2 separate regions of the Homo sapiens genome follow, and region 2 is linked to region 1. Evidence: read pairs that join two places in POLR2A ChIA-PET (ENCODE). Cell type or tissue: Caco-2. All regions are shown on one strand. Links, peaks and the distances in the headings refer to the core of each region. The heading gives the core; the rest is flanking DNA.

Region 1 (8,327 bases), core at 281-8,280:
GGGCTCCTTCTACCTTGGAAGGGCAAACGTCTGCTTCTGCAGCTGCTTCTCTCCAGTCAGGGAGGGGTGGGGGGTCTCTGGGGGTGGGGTGGAGGCTGCTGAGGCCCAGGCCCAGCTTGTGCTTTCCCCGGCTGGCTGCCTACAAGTTTCCTGGTGGCTAGATGGAGTGCGCGGGAGAGGCACGGCATGAATGGCTTTCCTTGGCTGTAATTAATTGTAATAATTTATGAGTACATGAGATTGGAGGGAAGAGATAGGTGAAGATGAAAGTTGGGTGCTGGGTGAGGGCCCAGGCTGGATTCTTGCCTGGCGGCATTGGTGCTTTGGTGCTTCCAGGGATGGCTGGGAAAGAAGGCTGGGAGGGGGCGTGTGACTAGGAGGAAGGCCAGGCAGGCCTCAGGGAGCAGGACAGGCACTGGGGACTGCAGTGGAAGAAAAAGAAGAAAAACACAGTGAGAGAGAAGAGATGGGACATGGAAGGAGAGAGGAAAGAAAAGAAGGAAGAAAGGAAAGGAAGGAGGGAAGGAGAAAGATGGCAAAGCCAATACAATCAGAATTAGATGTAGTTTCTACTTCTCAATGCAGTCTCAGCTCCTCGATCCCCTTCTCCTAGTTCTTTTCTTCCCAATCTCTGTCTCCCCTACTCTGGTGTTTAGTTTGAATGTTTGTCTGGGGGTGACTGGGTCACGCTGTGCAGCTGCAGCATTTCTGGGGGATGGTGTGCCCAAGGCCCAAGGAAGCTGGCCAGAGATTAGCCAGGAGTGGGGTGCTCCCTGGTGGCCGTGGGACCCCAAGCGCAAAGATGTGGGGATGTGTGTGTAACAGTCCGGTGGGGCTGATCGGCTGTACTGCACCCCAGGGCGCCTTCCTAGAACCAGCAGTTTTAATCTGCTAATCAGAAGCAGACACAAGCTGCCGGGTATGCCTCGGCCCAGCGCCCCCTTTCTCGGAAATCCCCCAATCTGGAAACTGTTAAAATCAGACTGCTTGAAATATAGTCATTTAATATCTCAAGCTGCCCATTCTGCCAAAGGTGCAGGGTGTCGCTCTGAATATTTGGGGAGATACTCCGTGAAAAAAAATAGAGACCCAGCCCATGTGCTGCTCCCCGTAGCATCACCTTACAGGATGGTGAGACACTTGTAGGGACCAGCCCCTTCCCCATCATTTGAATCTCCTACTCTCTCCTTCTATTAAAACTCCAATGTCGGTGGCTGGAGGAGGGTAGGAAGGGGTGAAAATTTTGTTTCGATAATACTGGGGGGCAATCAAGTCGCAACAAGGGACTTCGCAGTCGCTGAAGCACCAGCTCCTCTTTCGAGCTTAGGAGACCGCCTCCCCAATTCCAGAAGCATTGTTTTCTTGGTCCATTTGAAAGGTGTTTTGCCTATAGTTTTTCTCCTTCCTCACACCTCTCTTTGGCCATTTTGCTGTTCTGGAACTCTGACTCCTGTTCCCCACCCAGTGGAGGCCAAGACACCCCTCTCTCCCCTGGTCGGGAGCGCTGGGATGCGGGCTTCTCTCCCAGACCGAGAGCGGCGTTTCCGGGCTTCCACCCCGCCCCTGCTCCCAGGCCCTGTCGCCTCCCCTCAGCGTCCATCAGCGCGGCCTGCTTCCTGCAGCCGGCCTGAGCGGCCTTACTGCGGGCAGGAAGGAGGGCCGCGGGCTTGGAGGACCCTGAGGAAAGCATGGGATGCAGAACAGGCCCACCCGGCCCGGCCCACTGTTCAATCCCAGCCCAGCCTGCAGGTCAGGATTGGAATCATTTTTTATTCGCTATCATTTACGAATTAACAACACAACACGCATCTGGGGAAAGAAATGAAAGCTGGGGGTAGAGAGGGGCTAGCAAACGCCCTCTTCCCCTAATCTTCCCCTCCCACCTCTCCTCTGCTCCTTTGTCAGAATCACAAAACCCTAAAGATTGTTCCACTTGAGAAGGCAGCGGATAGGTACATTTCCGCAGCCCCGAAATGCCACTTTTATGGCGCTGTTTGTCTCCCTGTTCTGGGTTCTCAATGGGGCCGAACAAAACAGCAGCGCGGAGCTGGCTAGACGTCTGGGCTTAATTGTTTTATGGTTTAAATAAGGTGGACACTTTCCTTTGAAATCGGATTATAGGAATGTTTTGTCTATGGCCCACGGAGAACAGGACCTCACTGGCTGAGAGGGAGAGGTGGAGAGCGCGCGCGCGAGAGGGATGGGCTACAAACCAGGGGTCAAACAGCCTGGAGAAGTCCGAGTCCCACCCCAAAGTCCTGCAGGCGGCGGCGGAATAGTCGGTGCGGGGCCAGCATCAGGGTAAGAGGAGGGAGGACTTTAGGGTGCGCGCCGCGGGCAAGCCGTCGTGGGAGCCTCGGAGCGTGCATCCGCGTTCGCGGAGATGTTCCAAGCCCAGAAATGCGCCTGAATGGGGGGAGATCGCGGCAGTTGCTTTGCTTAGAGTCTCTTAATTGGAGAAGGGAGGGTAACAAAAAGAGAAAACAGTGTGGAACCTTTCACAAGGTTTTATTTCAAGAACTTAGAAAACAAAAGAACAGCAGTCCTGGGGCAACTCCCAGGGAATCTCTCTCTTGAGCACCCATCTGGAGGTTCCTTCCTCCCACTTCCCACCTTTGGGGCAAGCCTGGGACCTCTTGTTAGCTTTTTCCCAGCCGGACTGCATTGGACCAAATGGACGCGAGGTGGCGCTGTTGCTCAATGTTAGAGGCGGCGGTGCCCCGGGCCGCCCTGGCCGCACTGACATTTGAGGCCCGGCCCGCAGCCGCTGCAAGAAGGCCCCGCGCCTCGGCCGGCCCGGCCCCACTGGCTCTGAGCAAATCAATCCTCTCACCTGCGAGGTGTAAATAATTCGCGAGTGGCAGCGGGAGATGGGCCCTCGATCTGGCAGCGGGCTCGGAAGGCTCAGGAGGGCAGGCATTAAAAATAATCGCTTTGTGGAGGAGATAAGTGCAAAGCAGGCAGCGCGTAATTAACACAAAAAGGCAGAATGACCCGGACAAACGAACATAAATCCGTGGTACCTATGAGGGCGGTGCAGGCCTCGGGGAGAGGGACAGAGACGGCCTCGGCGAGGATGGCTGCTTTCGGTTCCTTTATTTCCAGGCTCGGGGAGCGAAATAAACCAGATAACGTGTAAAAGAAAGCAAACAAACAAATGAAAGAACGGTGAGGGATCCCCAAAAGGGGAAACCAAGTCCGGCCAGGGGTTGCGGGACTGGTGGGCTCTCCGGGCAGGCGGCGGTGGCGGCACACTCGGGACAGTCGCATTCCAAGACACAAAGCCCCGGAAGAATAGCTCTCTGGCAGGGTTTTCGCTGGACCATAAAATGTCGAAATATCCCCCCACCCCACCCCCTAAATGATAAGGCGCAGGCCCCAGAGCGGATCCAGCCCTCTGGGCCTCCTTTTTCCAGGCTGGGAAGAGAAAGTATTTATGACAGTCTCCAGTGACCCAGATGCTGGGAGCCCAGAGTCCACTCTGTTCATCGCAGCACCCGAAGAGCAGGCTCAGAAAAGGCAGGGCTGGAGCCAAGGCTGAAGCGAGCTGTGGTACGGGTAGAGACGCCCTGTCCTGACCCCTACTGTTCTGGACCCTAGGGAGGCCTGCAGCCCTGGCACAGCCCTCTTCTGACCCTTCCCTCGTGCTGCTCCAATGCCAGAGTTCTGGGTGTCTAAGAGTTTGGGCAGCTCCTGAGATGGGGGTGGGATTCCCCAAATGCAGGGGATCCTGGAGGGAGCTCTTGCTGCCTGCACCAGTGAATCTCCTTTGGGAATTTGACAGAGAGTGGCCATTTCCCCAGCAATTACTTAGATAATAGGGGGACTGGGTTGGGTGGGAGGAGGTGTTCATTCTCTCTAAACCATCCTGCCCTGAACCGCCATTCCTTCTTCCATCTCCAGAGCTGGGCTCCGGATGGGGAAGGAAAAGGTCTGGTTGCCTAACCACCTCCTTCCTCATCCAACCCTGAAACCCCCAGGATGTGGAAGAAAAACAGGTAGCATTTTGCTTTCATAATGCAAAGACCTAAAGATGCATCTGTGTTTGTCAGGCATGTATGCATGTGTGCCTGGGTGTGCACATGTGCGTACAGTGTCTGTGAGGTGGCAGGGATGCTTCCAGGCATGTGTGTGCTAGTTTACACTGAGCATGGACTTGATGTGTCTCAGGGTGAAAAGTAGCACGTACAGTGTGTGTGTGTCCTGAGTGTGCTCTAGGATTTCCTGGGTGTAACAGCCTCACACCCTGGTGAGGGAGAGGACTGGAAAAATAATTCTTACTCATCTTTTTCATTCATATGCACACAGCATGCATGTATTCTCACCTTCTCCCTTTTTCTCTCTGTCTGTGTTAAGCCCAAATCACTGTACACACTTATGGCCAGAGAAGGGTGCTGATGGACTAAGGTTCTTTAATCCATTAGAATTAACTTGAACGTATTCAGTCTTGGGGATGGGGGAACCCTCCAGAGAAAGTGTGGATAAATATTTAAAGAGTGTCTGTTGATAGTTCCCATCCACATCCTGGCCTGGGCAGCCTGCCTGGGGAAGAGGGAGCTGCAGTGAAGCCAGGGGCCCCACCAGGCTGAGCTGGCATTTCCTATGGCATGGGGGTATGTGGGGACAAGTAAGAGGCCTGCTCCAGTCCCCTCCAACTCAGATGCAAATAGTCTCCTAAGAAGAAATGTCCTGAATCAGCCCAGCTAGAAACCAGGGACACACAGCTGCCCTTTCCTTTTAGTCTCCATAAGCAGCTTTGCTCTCAGAGCCCCTAGCCAAGCTTGTGGCCATTGCCTGGGTTTCCTGCTCCATGCAGGGGCTCGTGTCTGAAGGGGCAGTGTGGCCCTGACTGGGTATATGGAGTTTTCCCCAGCCCCACCTCCTCTGACCCTCTCCTCTACCCATAGCAGGTAGCAAGAGAGTCTCCTGGATCTAAGGAAGAAGACAGAACAGCTTCGGACCCTGGGGAGGGGCCAGGGGATGGAGGGTCTGATGCCTGAAGTATTTGGGAGTATGGTGTGCTTGTTCCTCCTCAAAGTCTCCAGACTTAGGGACCCCCTAGGAAGCCCATCTTTTGGGTTAGGGGCCCTGCTCTGGCTTGCAGGTATTCATCCCCTTGGAGGTCTTATACCTGTTGAGGTAACCTGGGTTGACCTGCTGGCTCAGGTATCTCTCTCTCTCTGAGAAGAAGGAAAAGAGAAGCGAGGCTGGGGGCGAGAGGCACCTTCACATCTAAATTCGTACCCTGGAAAACTGGCCCCAGCCATTAGCTGGGGCTGGCTCACCACCCCCCTACACACACCACACACCCCCATCCCTCCCCCTCTCCTCCCCTCCCCTTCCTCCAGGTCCCCCCAGCCCTGTACCCCTCAACCCCCGCCATCTCTCTCTCTCTCTCTCTCTCTCTCTCTCTCTCTCTCTCTCTCTCTCTCTCTCTCTCGCCTGTCTTCATGTCGTGGATTGATGAACGCGAATCGCGTGTAAGCGCCGCCACCGCCGGGAGTCTGAGGAATTCGCCTGGGCTGTTAGAGGAAAGAGCTAAGTGAGAGAGCGCGAGCTCTACCTACCGACAGTGAGGAGCGCCGCCGCCGCCGCCGCCGCCCGCTCGCCGCCCGCCGCCGCCGCCGCCCGCGCCCCAGCCCCGGGAGCTCTGCTGATCCGGCCGAGCTCAGCACCGAGGCGCCCCCCAACCTGCCCAGCCCCCAGCCCACCAGCCCAGCCCAGTCCCGGGGAGCCAGCTGGCCTGGGGTTCGGTCCCGGGGGGAGGGGAGTTTCGGGGGTACTGGGCGGGGTACTCGTGAGCCAGAGGGGAGGGGGCCGCGGGTTTTCATGTACCCAGCATGAGCTCCTACTTCGTCAACCCCCTGTTCTCCAAATACAAAGCCGGCGAGTCCCTGGAACCGGCCTATTACGACTGCCGGTTCCCTCAGAGCGTGGGCAGGAGCCATGCGCTGGTGTACGGGCCCGGCGGCTCGGCGCCCGGCTTCCAGCACGCTTCGCACCACGTTCAAGACTTCTTCCACCACGGCACCTCCGGCATCTCCAACTCAGGCTACCAGCAGAACCCGTGCTCGCTTAGCTGCCACGGAGACGCCTCCAAATTCTATGGCTACGAGGCGCTCCCCAGACAGTCCCTTTATGGGGCTCAGCAAGAGGCGAGCGTGGTGCAATATCCCGACTGTAAATCCTCCGCCAACACTAACAGTAGCGAAGGACAAGGCCACTTAAATCAAAACTCGTCTCCCAGCCTCATGTTTCCATGGATGAGACCCCACGGTGAGAAGCCTTTTCTCTTTCCCCCTTGGTCTCCCGCGCTCCAGGGTTTCCCCCCCTCCCTCGCCTCCTTTTTGTCTGCCCTCGCTTTTTCTCCTGGCTTTGGGGTCTCTCCCGCCCCACCCCCGTGCCTGTGCCTGGGTGGTTTTCTCGAAGTTGGGAAGGCTCCGCTGGGGCGGGGCAGGGAGGGGGTGCCTAGAACATTTAGGGGATTGGGGTGAAGGTGAGAGAAAGCTGGTGTGTGGCCGCAAAGGGTTAAAAATCGTTTTCTCCATCTCTGTCTGTCTGTCTCTCTCTGACTCTCCCACTCCCCATCTCTAAAGTCAAAGTTGGGGAGGTGGCTGGGAATGGTACCCTGAGTACCCTGAGACTGTCAGCCTTTGGAACAAACCAGTTTCTCCAGAGGCAGGGAGCCTGGAGTCCAGGACACTGGCCAGGCTGTCTTGGGGCAAAGGGAGACAGACCCCTGTTGCTCTGCCCTAGCCAGAGTGTGGTGAGACTCTAAGGACAGGCTCTCTGGCTCTCTAGGGCACCCATAACCTCCTCTCAGAGAACCAGCCTGAGGGCCACTACCCCAACTTTTTTATACTTCCCCCAGTTGGGAGAAGACGGGGGAGCCTGAGAGGAGGGGGAAAAAAGAGTGCTCAAAAGGAGAGAGGCCATAGAGATTAGGGGTTCCTGAGGTCCAGAAGACCCTAGCCGCCCCCCCAATCAAGGACTTGTGGGGTCTCCCTGAGACCTGCAGAGTAGCTTAGGTCATGAGCCCCTCCAAGGGTGGCCCCTCATGGCCCAATTTCGAAGTACAGGGGGAAGCGATAAAGCGACAAGTTCCGGCGGGGATGGCCCATGATTTATTTGCTGGTCTCCAGTTAGCAATCAGGCGGAGCGGTGACACATTCCAGCAGATCAATTATTTTTCTTATTGGAAAAGCATTAGGCAGAGAGAGACAAGGAGAGGGCAGTGGGCAGAGCCCCTCTTCTTTACCCCCAGCTTTTTTTCCTTTCTTTTGGAAACAGTCTGTCCCCAGCCTCGCTCACTAAATGCCCTGCTGCACTTGTAAACAAAGCTGCAAAGGCCAGTTCCTAGGATTACAGGCCTGGTGGGGGGGATTCTACAGGGCTCCCCAGCCCCTGAAAGGCCCCAGTTTCCAAACAGACCCTAGCCCCCACCCCCACCCCACCTCCCAAGGTGAAGCCAAACAAAAACAATCCCCCAACTTTTCTGCCCTTGTCTGCCTTCTGCTCTAGCCTTTTCCATAGAGGGGAGGCGAACTGAGGAGATCAGAGAGGGGAGTTTAGAGTAGGAAGAGTGGCAAAGGAAAACCAAGCCCCCATCCAAACGTAACCAGACTGGGGTTTTCTTCTGTCCAGCTCCGGGGAGGCGCAGTGGACGGCAAACTTACAGCCGGTATCAGACCTTGGAACTAGAAAAGGAGTTTCTCTTTAATCCTTATTTGACACGAAAACGTCGGATTGAAGTCTCTCATGCCCTGGGACTGACCGAGAGACAAGTGAAGATCTGGTTCCAGAACCGAAGGATGAAGTGGAAAAAGGAGAACAACAAGGATAAACTGCCGGGAGCCCGAGATGAGGAGAAGGTGGAGGAAGAAGGAAATGAGGAAGAGGAGAAAGAAGAGGAGGAAAAGGAAGAAAACAAGGACTAAGCAAAAAAGAAAGACCCCCCCCCCCTTAGCAACTCCCTTGAAGTTTCGTTTTATGGTAGCAGATAAATTGAGAAGTTTACGACTGTCATTTGCTTTTATAGAGAATAGAATGACACTCACAACTCTAACTACCTGTCAGATACTTGCAGCTCTGGTTTTATTACCTTTGGACTTCCCCCACTCTTTATTTGTTTGGGGGCTGGAGGGGGGAGACGGAGAAACAGTGAAAAGTTCGGACTCTCTGTCTCACTCCTTGCCCCACACACACTTGTCCCTGCCCCCACCCTTCTGAGTCCTTCCTGGATTTTAAGGTCTGAGACCTGGCCTCCGTGCTCCTCGGTCTGTCTCTCACCACACTCCCACCTCCCTGCTTCTCTGGTATTTATTTTA
Region 2 (8,327 bases), core at 30-8,029, 450 kb after region 1:
AACCTCAAGTGATCCACCTGCCTCAGCCTCCCAAAGTGCTGGGATTACAGGCATGAGCCACCACGCCCAGCCCCTTTCAGCTCTATATGGGATACAATAGGTGGATATCAAATTTACATACCTAGTGGGAACCATGTGAATGCTTATTTTTGCAGGGTTTTATAAAGCTAAAACAGACTCCTTTGTCGAAATCTGCAGTTCAACAAAAGGATATCTCAGTGGAGCTTCTAATTTCAAGAACAAGACTTTCAATTCCTTTCAATTTGCATCTCTACTATAAAGATCTACTCTAGAGAAAACTAACACAAGGAGCTAAATCTAAGCCCCAGACCCTGTCCAATGAAAACATATGATTTTCTGTAACTATGCTTGATAACCTAGAAGGAACAGAGTAAAACATGGTGGGCTTCACTTAACTTGGGAATTGGTAAAGCAGAGACAGTAGAACAATAGGGGCGGGGGTCAAGGGGATTCAGGATGCTGGTCTGAGGCAACAACTGAAACAGACAAACTTGAAAAAACTTACTTTATTTCAGTGACAAGTATTTTAATAAAAATTAAGAGGCATGGTTGGGTTCATAAGCAGTGGTTTTCAATAAACCTGATTTCCTCCTTACATATATAAAACAACTAAACTTGTCTTCTATAGGTTTCCTCAAAGTCTCTTACACTATTTTAGTTTCATATAAACCAGTCTTTAAGGTAAATACCAATGCAAATCTGTTGACCAAATAGCTGTTCTTTGGGTTACTGTTTAGGATGCTGTTCTTCCTAGCTACAAACAATCCTATATTTCATTTTTGTCTGACCTGTTAACAAGTTTATGAGTTAAATGAGTTGGATCAGGCAGTGAATTGCTGTGTAAAAGGCAAATGCCCTGTTCATACACAGGTTTGCATTTATCAGACCTTAGTGTGGCTGGAATGGAAAGTCAGCTGAGGGGTAGTATGAGGTAACAGGTTAGTGTGTTTTCAGTGATCTCTGAAGAGGCCAACACTGTAAAGTAGGATGTAAATATGTTCTGAACCTTAACAGTATCAGGAAGACAGTGGTCAAAGGAATGAGCAGTTGTTATAGTATTTTTGCATGAAATTTAGGTAGTTTTTCCTTATTCTACCATTGAACTGGCACATGAAAATGCGTATTTTCCTAGATGTCTAAGGCCAGTCCAGTTTTAATCATTTAAAATACAGTATATAAATTGCTTTAATTTTTACAACTTGCTTCTTTAAAAATGGTAAAAATAAGTATAATATTATCTCCTCAGTTTTTGCCTATTTTGGAGTTTAATATGAATTGTGAAAAGTACAACTAAAGGAATACAAGAATGCCAGTACAGTATATACTGTACATTTTGTCTGAGAGACAAACACAAGCAGCTACTGTTCTGCCTTACCAATGAAAGGGCATTATTTGAAATTAAGTCCAAATACTCTCCTTGTTTAGCTCAGGTACAACTACCAGGAGAGCTAAGCATCACTTATCACCTACATTTGTTTTTTCCTGGTGAGAGCATTTGCAAATCACAATGGCACTTGTAGAACCCCTATGGAGAAAGGCAATCTTCCAAAAAGCAAATCCTCTCCTTGGGTAGAGTGTGGAAACCCTGGAGGAGACTAAAATGCAGGACTCAAAGCTTAGATCTCTCTGGGCTAAGCTTTTGAAATACCTCTGCATTTAACCTTTAACCATAACACTTGACTTTAGCTGAAACTGAGGCAGAATATTCAACTGTTTACCTTCCACTGTTCACATTCCAAAGGAAGGGTATCCTTTGAAAAGGAAGGTCCCAAAGATAAGCAAGCTTTCCCTCCCAAGAACCATTTCTTTTTTTCTTTTTTCCTTTTTCTTTTAGATGGGAGTCTCACTCTGTCACCCAGGCTGGAGTGTAGTGGCATGATCTAGGCTCATTGCAATCTCTGCCTCCCGGGTTCAAGTGATTCTACTTCCTCAGACTCCCAAGTAGCTGGGATTACAGGTGCCCGCCACCACACTTGGCTAATTTTTTTTGTATTTTTAGTATAGACGGGGTTTTGCCATGTTGGCCAGGCTGGTCTCGAACTCCTGACCTCAAGTGATCTACCCGCCTTGGCCTCCCAAAGTGCTGGGATTACAGGTATGAGCCACTGCGTCTGGCCTAAGAACTGTTTCTTTTTACTAGTTTTTGGGGATCTCCAAAAATTTCCTGCCAATTAAATCTAGGTTAGTGAATCCTAGGCCTTAAAAGCTTGTGACCAGACAATTTGGTGGCTTTAATCATTAGTTTACTAAAGAAACAGAACTGGCTGGGCACGGTGGCTCAAGCCTGTAATCCCAGCACTTTGGGAGGCCGAGGTGGGTGGATCATGAGGTCGGGAGATCGAGACCATCCTGGCCAACATGGTGAAACCCTGTCTCTACTAAAAACACAAAAATTAGCCAGGTGTGGTGGCGGGTGCCTGTAGTCCCAGCTATTCGGGAGCCTGAGGCAGAAGAATTGCTTGAACCAGGGAGTTGAAGGTTGCGGTGAGCCAAGATCGCGCCACTGCACTCCAGCCTGGAGACAGAGCAAGACTCCATCTCAAAAAGAAAAAAAAAAAAAAGAAACAGAACTATTTTGTGAGCTAACAAAATCAACACAGGCAGGCATTCTCCTGTAGTGAGTGCTACTCACACTCCAAAAGGTCAGATGTTTTGTGATTATGTCCTAGTAGTCATGAGCAAAGAGATGTCCTCCTAAAATAACAAAATATTTTTCATGAATGATAGATGTTAGCTTACCTTGACCCTTTAAATAGTTAAGAAGCACAAAGTAACTATTTTCTTTTTTTTCCTTTTTTGAGACAGAATCTCGCCCTGTTGCCCAGGCTGGAGTGCAGTGATGCGATCTTGGCTCACTGCAACCTCCAGCTCCTGGGTTCAAGCGATGCTCATGCCTCAGCCTCCTGAGTAGCTGGGACCACAGGCACGCACCCTCATGCTGGCTAACTTTTTGCCATTTTTAGTAGAGATCAGGTTTCATTATGTTGCCAGGCTGGTCTCAAACTCCTGGCCTCAAGTGATCCACCCACCTTGGCCTCCCAAAGTGCTGGGATTACAGGCATAAGACACTGAGCCCCATGAATAAATTAATTTCTATTTAATTCCTTTGTTGAGTTGTATTTGAGTAGCTCTTTGCAATGAAACTCATATTACTTGTTTTTCCTAAACTAGGTAGGAGTTCTAGGTTCTAAGTGCAGTATAGACAGTTTTGTTTTGTCATCACCAAAATAAAATAAAAAAGTGTTTTGTATTTATCAGTAATATGACTTCTTTAAAATAAAGTTGTTGTGAGGTACTGATATACAAACATAAATGACTACCGGAATTAGGGGACATATAGGTGTATTTTTTCCTCCTTAATATACTACCTTTTCCAGGAGAAATAGCCTACTTATTAAGATCACATAGCTGGAAGCAGAAATACTATTGTGCTGGGTCTTATTTTGAACCTGTTTTTAAAGATTGGAGCTAAATGAACAGCTCTGCTTCATTAGGGGGAGAATCCTGTTTTGTGTAAAACTCTTGGAAGGAGGTATTCCACAGGAGTCCACTCCCTCTTTTTAATCTGTCATCTTCAAACCATGCTAGAGAATCTTTTTTGGAAATGTTTCAGTATTCTTCATCCAAGTCCCTATCTATACCAGATCCCAAATGCCTCCCCACCATGCTAGACACTTTTAAAACCAAACCTAACCTGATAAAAACCAAACAAGCTGGGTGCAGTGGCTCATGCCTGTAATCCCAGCACTTTGGGAGGCCAAGGCAGGCGGATCACCTGAGGTCGGGAGTTCGAGACCAGCCTGACCAACATGCAGAAACCCCACCTCTATTAAAAATACAAAATTAGCCGGACATGGTGTCACATGCCTGTAATCCCAGCTACTCAGGAGGCTGAGGCAGGAGAACCACTTGAACCTGGGAGGCAGAGGTTGCAGTGGGCCAAGGTCGCACCATTGCACTCCAGCCTTAGGACCAAGAGTGAAACTCCATCTCAAAAACAAAAAAACAAAAACAAAACTCAAAAATAATCCAAACAAACAAAAAACTGGTCTGGGGAGATTATAAAGTCTCCTTATAAGAATCCACAAGATGCTAGGATAGCCAGAGCTTTGGGTGTTTCAGAAATCTAAGTCGTTACACGCATATCCCAGGGCAGTCAGCAGGGCCTTTACACATTTAAACTCCGAAGCTTAATCAAATTTCACACACAGGTGGAAAGCCCATCTCTTCTCCACAGGTATACTTCCTCCCCTCCATTCCAATCTTAATTCCTACATAATCCACACTTAGATTGACTGCTAGTACAATTTCTAGCTGGAATGTGGGGAGATGAATAAAACTACCCTAGGTTGGATAGGCAGTAAGATGTCCTAAAGACTATAAATAAGAATGGAGTATTTTGCTTTATAAATGTTATCAGTATCTTAGAGAATGGATAAACAGATGCACTGATCAGAAAAAGTCCATTGCTACAAACACTAAAAGGAATTTGGTCCATGTGTGTCAGAGAACACAAATACACAGTTACCTTTTCTAACCCAAGTTTCCTGTCTATTTCAGTTAGATCCTTTAAGAAAACTTTAAATCATTATGGTTCATTAATGTGGAATTGGACATGATCTCTGATCTTGGGGCTGCAGGTACTTGACCAAACTATTAAGCAATCTGTATCAAAGGTTTATTTGGAAGCTTCTGAGTATGAGGGTTCTTGCATTAAATGAGGATTCAAGGGGGGAGGAAAAAAGTGTGCTTGTCAGTTTGGAAAGTCACAGGGAGTTTACCATTCTATAATTAGATTAGGAGGAAAATGAGAACCCACTGGTAGAAGAAGAAGCAACAGTCTTCTAGGGTCTGGCATCTGCAAGTAAATGGAGAAAAAAAAGTTCTTAGTTTTTTTCAATGAAAAAAGCACCAACTACATCTGACAATGGGCCACACAACTATAACCCAATTAAATTATCTTGTTCTGCTGGAGGAATCTGCTGTTGTTGATGGCAGAACACCAAGTACCTTCTGATCTTTAACTCTTTACTACCATTGAGCACAGAGAAACTTGTTAATTGAATTAAAAACATTCTATACAGAAATCAATGTGCACTTCTGTGTCAAGAGTTTTACAAGTGAGGAGAATATCAGGAAATTGATTCATTCATGCAATTCTGGATTAACTCCAATTATCTTGATCTTTTTCTCACATACTGTATTTACTCATTAGTTCAAAAATAGTTTTTAAGCTTTTACAATGTAAATTAGGGGACAAGAATTGGTATGATACTACCTGCTTCTGAGGTACTTATCTAGTAAAAAGTGGAGTTGTTGATAAAAACATAAATAGGATAAAACACATTAAATGCTAAGTGAACAAACCCTTGTCATGTATGTATATTCAAAAACATTTCACTCACACTTAAGTTCCTTAAGGGCATAGTCATATCTTTTATTTCTTTTGTATCCTTCCAAAGAAACTAGAGAATTCTACAACAACAGGCATTGAAAATAATACTTAATGGCCGGGTGTGGTGGCTCCTGCCTGTAATCCTAGCTATTTGGAGGCCAAGGCGGGTGGAACACCTGAGGTCAGGAGTTCGAGACTGGCCTGGCCAACATGGTGAAACACCATCTCTACTAAAAATACAAAAATTAGCCGGGCGTGGTGGCACACACCTGTAATCCCAGCTATTTGGGAGGCTGAGGTAGGAGAATCGCTTGAACCCGGGAGGTGGAGGTTGCAGTGAGCCGAGATTGCGCCACTGCACTCCAGCCTGTGTGACAGGAGCCAGACTCCATCTCAAAAACAAAAAACAAACAAACAAACAAAAACCCAAAACTTCATTTTTATTAAGAGGATAATGTCTGTGGCTGCTTAAGGATTCTTATCTAATCTAATTATTTTTCTGATCCCTCAGGAGTTACACAGAAAAATAAATTTTTAGTGTGTAAGGAGTTTAACCATAAAGAGTTAAGTCCCAAAGGAGAGAAGGGTCTGGTCTTAAGTTATAGACACAGAAATTTCTCCTAGATTTTCATCTTAGAGTAGCCATTTTTACTAGACAGCTATTCATATTGTTTGATCGCCAGACACCTTGTATAGCATATCAGAGAGGAATTCAAAATTCACCATTTATCCAGGTCTGTTCAATGTATGCTTCTCTTCCAACCCCTTTTTTTAGAGACAGGTCTCACTATGTTGCCTAGGCTGGTCTTAAACTCCTGGGCTCAAGCAATCCCCCTGTCTTGGTCTCCCAAAGTGTTGGGATTACAGGTGTGAGCCACTGTGCCCAGCCCTCCCTGCTTTTGTTTAAGACACGAGGTCTCACTATGTTGCTAAGGCTAGAGTACAGTGGCTATTCACAGGCACAGTCATGGTACACTTTATCCTTGATCTCCTGGGCTCAAGTGATCCTCCTGTCTCAGCCTCTCAAGTAGCTGGGATGATAGGTGCATACCACCATACTCAATGTATGCTTTCCTGATGTACCCCAGTGCTGGTGTATCTCTTTTCCTTCTGGGACCAAATCCCATTTTCTGGCTTTCAAATGTATTTAACAATTTGACGTCAGAATCTACTAGGAAAAATGGCTGGTACCTAGAAGCAACTGATAAGTATTATTGTCTATAGCTAAGGGATGTTAACTTTTAGCATCTCTTTTCTGCTTCTTACCAGAAGAAACATCAGTTTTACTACAAAATGAAACTAACTCACAGATTTATCTGTTTCACTGTTCAGAGAGAGTGAACAGACTGGAATGCAAGAGGCCAATTATTCATTAATTCAATGAATATTCACTGAGGGCCTACTAACTGCAAAACAGTTGGGATATAATCCCATTCTCAGCCTTTATAACATTCCCTTTGCCAGAAGCAATGTGTCTGGGCAACCTCAGCCAAGACGACATTTGAAGGATCAAACTTGGCTCTGCCACAGGCACATAGGGTAACCTAAAGGAAAGGCTTCATCTGTGAAAAGTGAGAGAGATTTTGGTCTCTTCACATAGATTTTGTGAGGTTCTGCTAAATCAAATACTCAGATAAGATCGACAGTGTAAAACTCTTAGAAACCCAAAGCTTTTATTTTTTAAATTTTATTTTATTTTTGAGACATAATCTTACTCTGTGGCCCAGACTGGAGTGCAGTGGCATGATCTCGGCTCACTGCAACCTCTGCCTCCCAGTTCAGGCGATTCTCCTGCCTCAGCCTCCCGAGTTGCTGGGATTACAGGCGTGCACCACCACGCCCGGCTAATTTTTGAATTTTTAGTAGAGACAGGGTTTCACCATGTTGGCCAGGCTGGTCTCAAACTCCTGACCTCAAATGGTCTGCCCGCCTTGGTCTCCCCGTGCTGGGATTACAGGCGTGAGCCACTGCACCCGGCCAGAAACCCAAAACTTTTAAGTGCTCATTAAAAAAAGTATGAATTTTTTGATGAGTATTAAACTGTACTGCACAGGGAATGAATTGCAGAGCAGTGAAGCACAGCTCAATGATTAATCTCAGTCCATTAAAAGAGGCATGATAGATCTAGAATGCAACTTTGATAAAAAAAAAAAAGGCAATGTGTACTAATGTTAGAGAAAACAAATTGGCATGTTAACAGAATTCTAATTTAACCAGTAAATGCCTATTCATTAGAGTGTAAAGCCATAACAGAGGCTATATACTTAAAAAACACATGCACACACAAAGCTTTAATTTGGTACCATAATCTGAAAGAAAATTGGACCCAAATTGCTTTATGTCCAGTTAAATCTTGCTACCATCTGAAGAGACAGTGAAATAAAACTGAAACACTTACTTGATGAGATAGGTATTCAGTTACTGTGCATTTCCATCTACAAGTAGAAATATTTCAAAATAAATACACCATGTCAATTGAAATTCACTCCATCCCCTATTCTTACTAAACACAAATGACTTATTCCTGTGTATACTGAATTATAATATAAAAGTAGAAGAATTTAATATTAGTAATCAGATTTCATTCAAGAGCATGGGAAAAGAAAATAGACCTTTACCTACCAAGCCTTTTGACATATAATTTGGTGACTTCATTTTTTGGGAAATGCAAGTATCCAGGGAGAAACGTTTTAAAGTGAATCCTCTAGCCACCTAAAAATTAGCTCAAACAGTAGCACAGACTGAAATCAAGAGAATCTGAATCTAGGGGCAACATTGGAAAAGAAAGTTTGTATTAAGTAAAAATGACAGTATCTTGGGTGTTCTCTATGTGGAAATTTCATTATGACGGTAATATGATACAAATTTAGTACTTGTTTACCCAGCATGACCTCTAAAGTCTGGGGAGGAC

What was found. Peaks named below come from ENCODE experiments on the same cell type or tissue, not always from the same donor. Only the 100,000 strongest peaks of a DNase experiment are listed, where the experiment ranks them.
Region 2: POLR2A ChIA-PET joins it to region 1 with 27 read pairs; 3 of 35 experiments call an interaction of 5 or more read pairs at or near these places.

The regions. Positions count from the first base shown.
Region 1 is chr12:54,003,445-54,011,771 of GRCh38, forward strand. It overlaps HOXC8 (homeobox C8), which reads left to right and starts at 5,541. Exons shown (of 2, transcript NM_022658.4): 1 at 5,541-6,276; 2 at 7,645-8,327. The coding sequence starts at 5,841. The coding sequence ends at 7,937. RefSeq lists a silencer at 2,648-2,717 and an enhancer at 2,948-3,027. In Caco-2, for the core only: a CTCF peak has its summit at 2,681 (motif pointing right); DNase peaks (open chromatin) are centred at 2,727, 3,397 and 5,507; H3K4me3 peaks cover 3,114 bases.
Region 2 is chr12:54,451,275-54,459,601 of GRCh38, forward strand. GTSF1 (gametocyte specific factor 1) reads right to left here. Exons shown (of 9, transcript NM_144594.3): 8 at 7,815-7,851; 9 at 4,683-4,879. The coding sequence ends at 7,835. The region is part of intron 3 of GPR84-AS1 (GPR84, ZNF385A, ITGA5 and GTSF1 antisense RNA 1); the gene reads left to right. Among named protein-coding and RNA genes, the nearest start is that of GTSF1, 18 kb to the right of the region's middle. In Caco-2, for the core only: no CTCF peak of the experiment used is centred there; no DNase peak of the experiment used is centred there.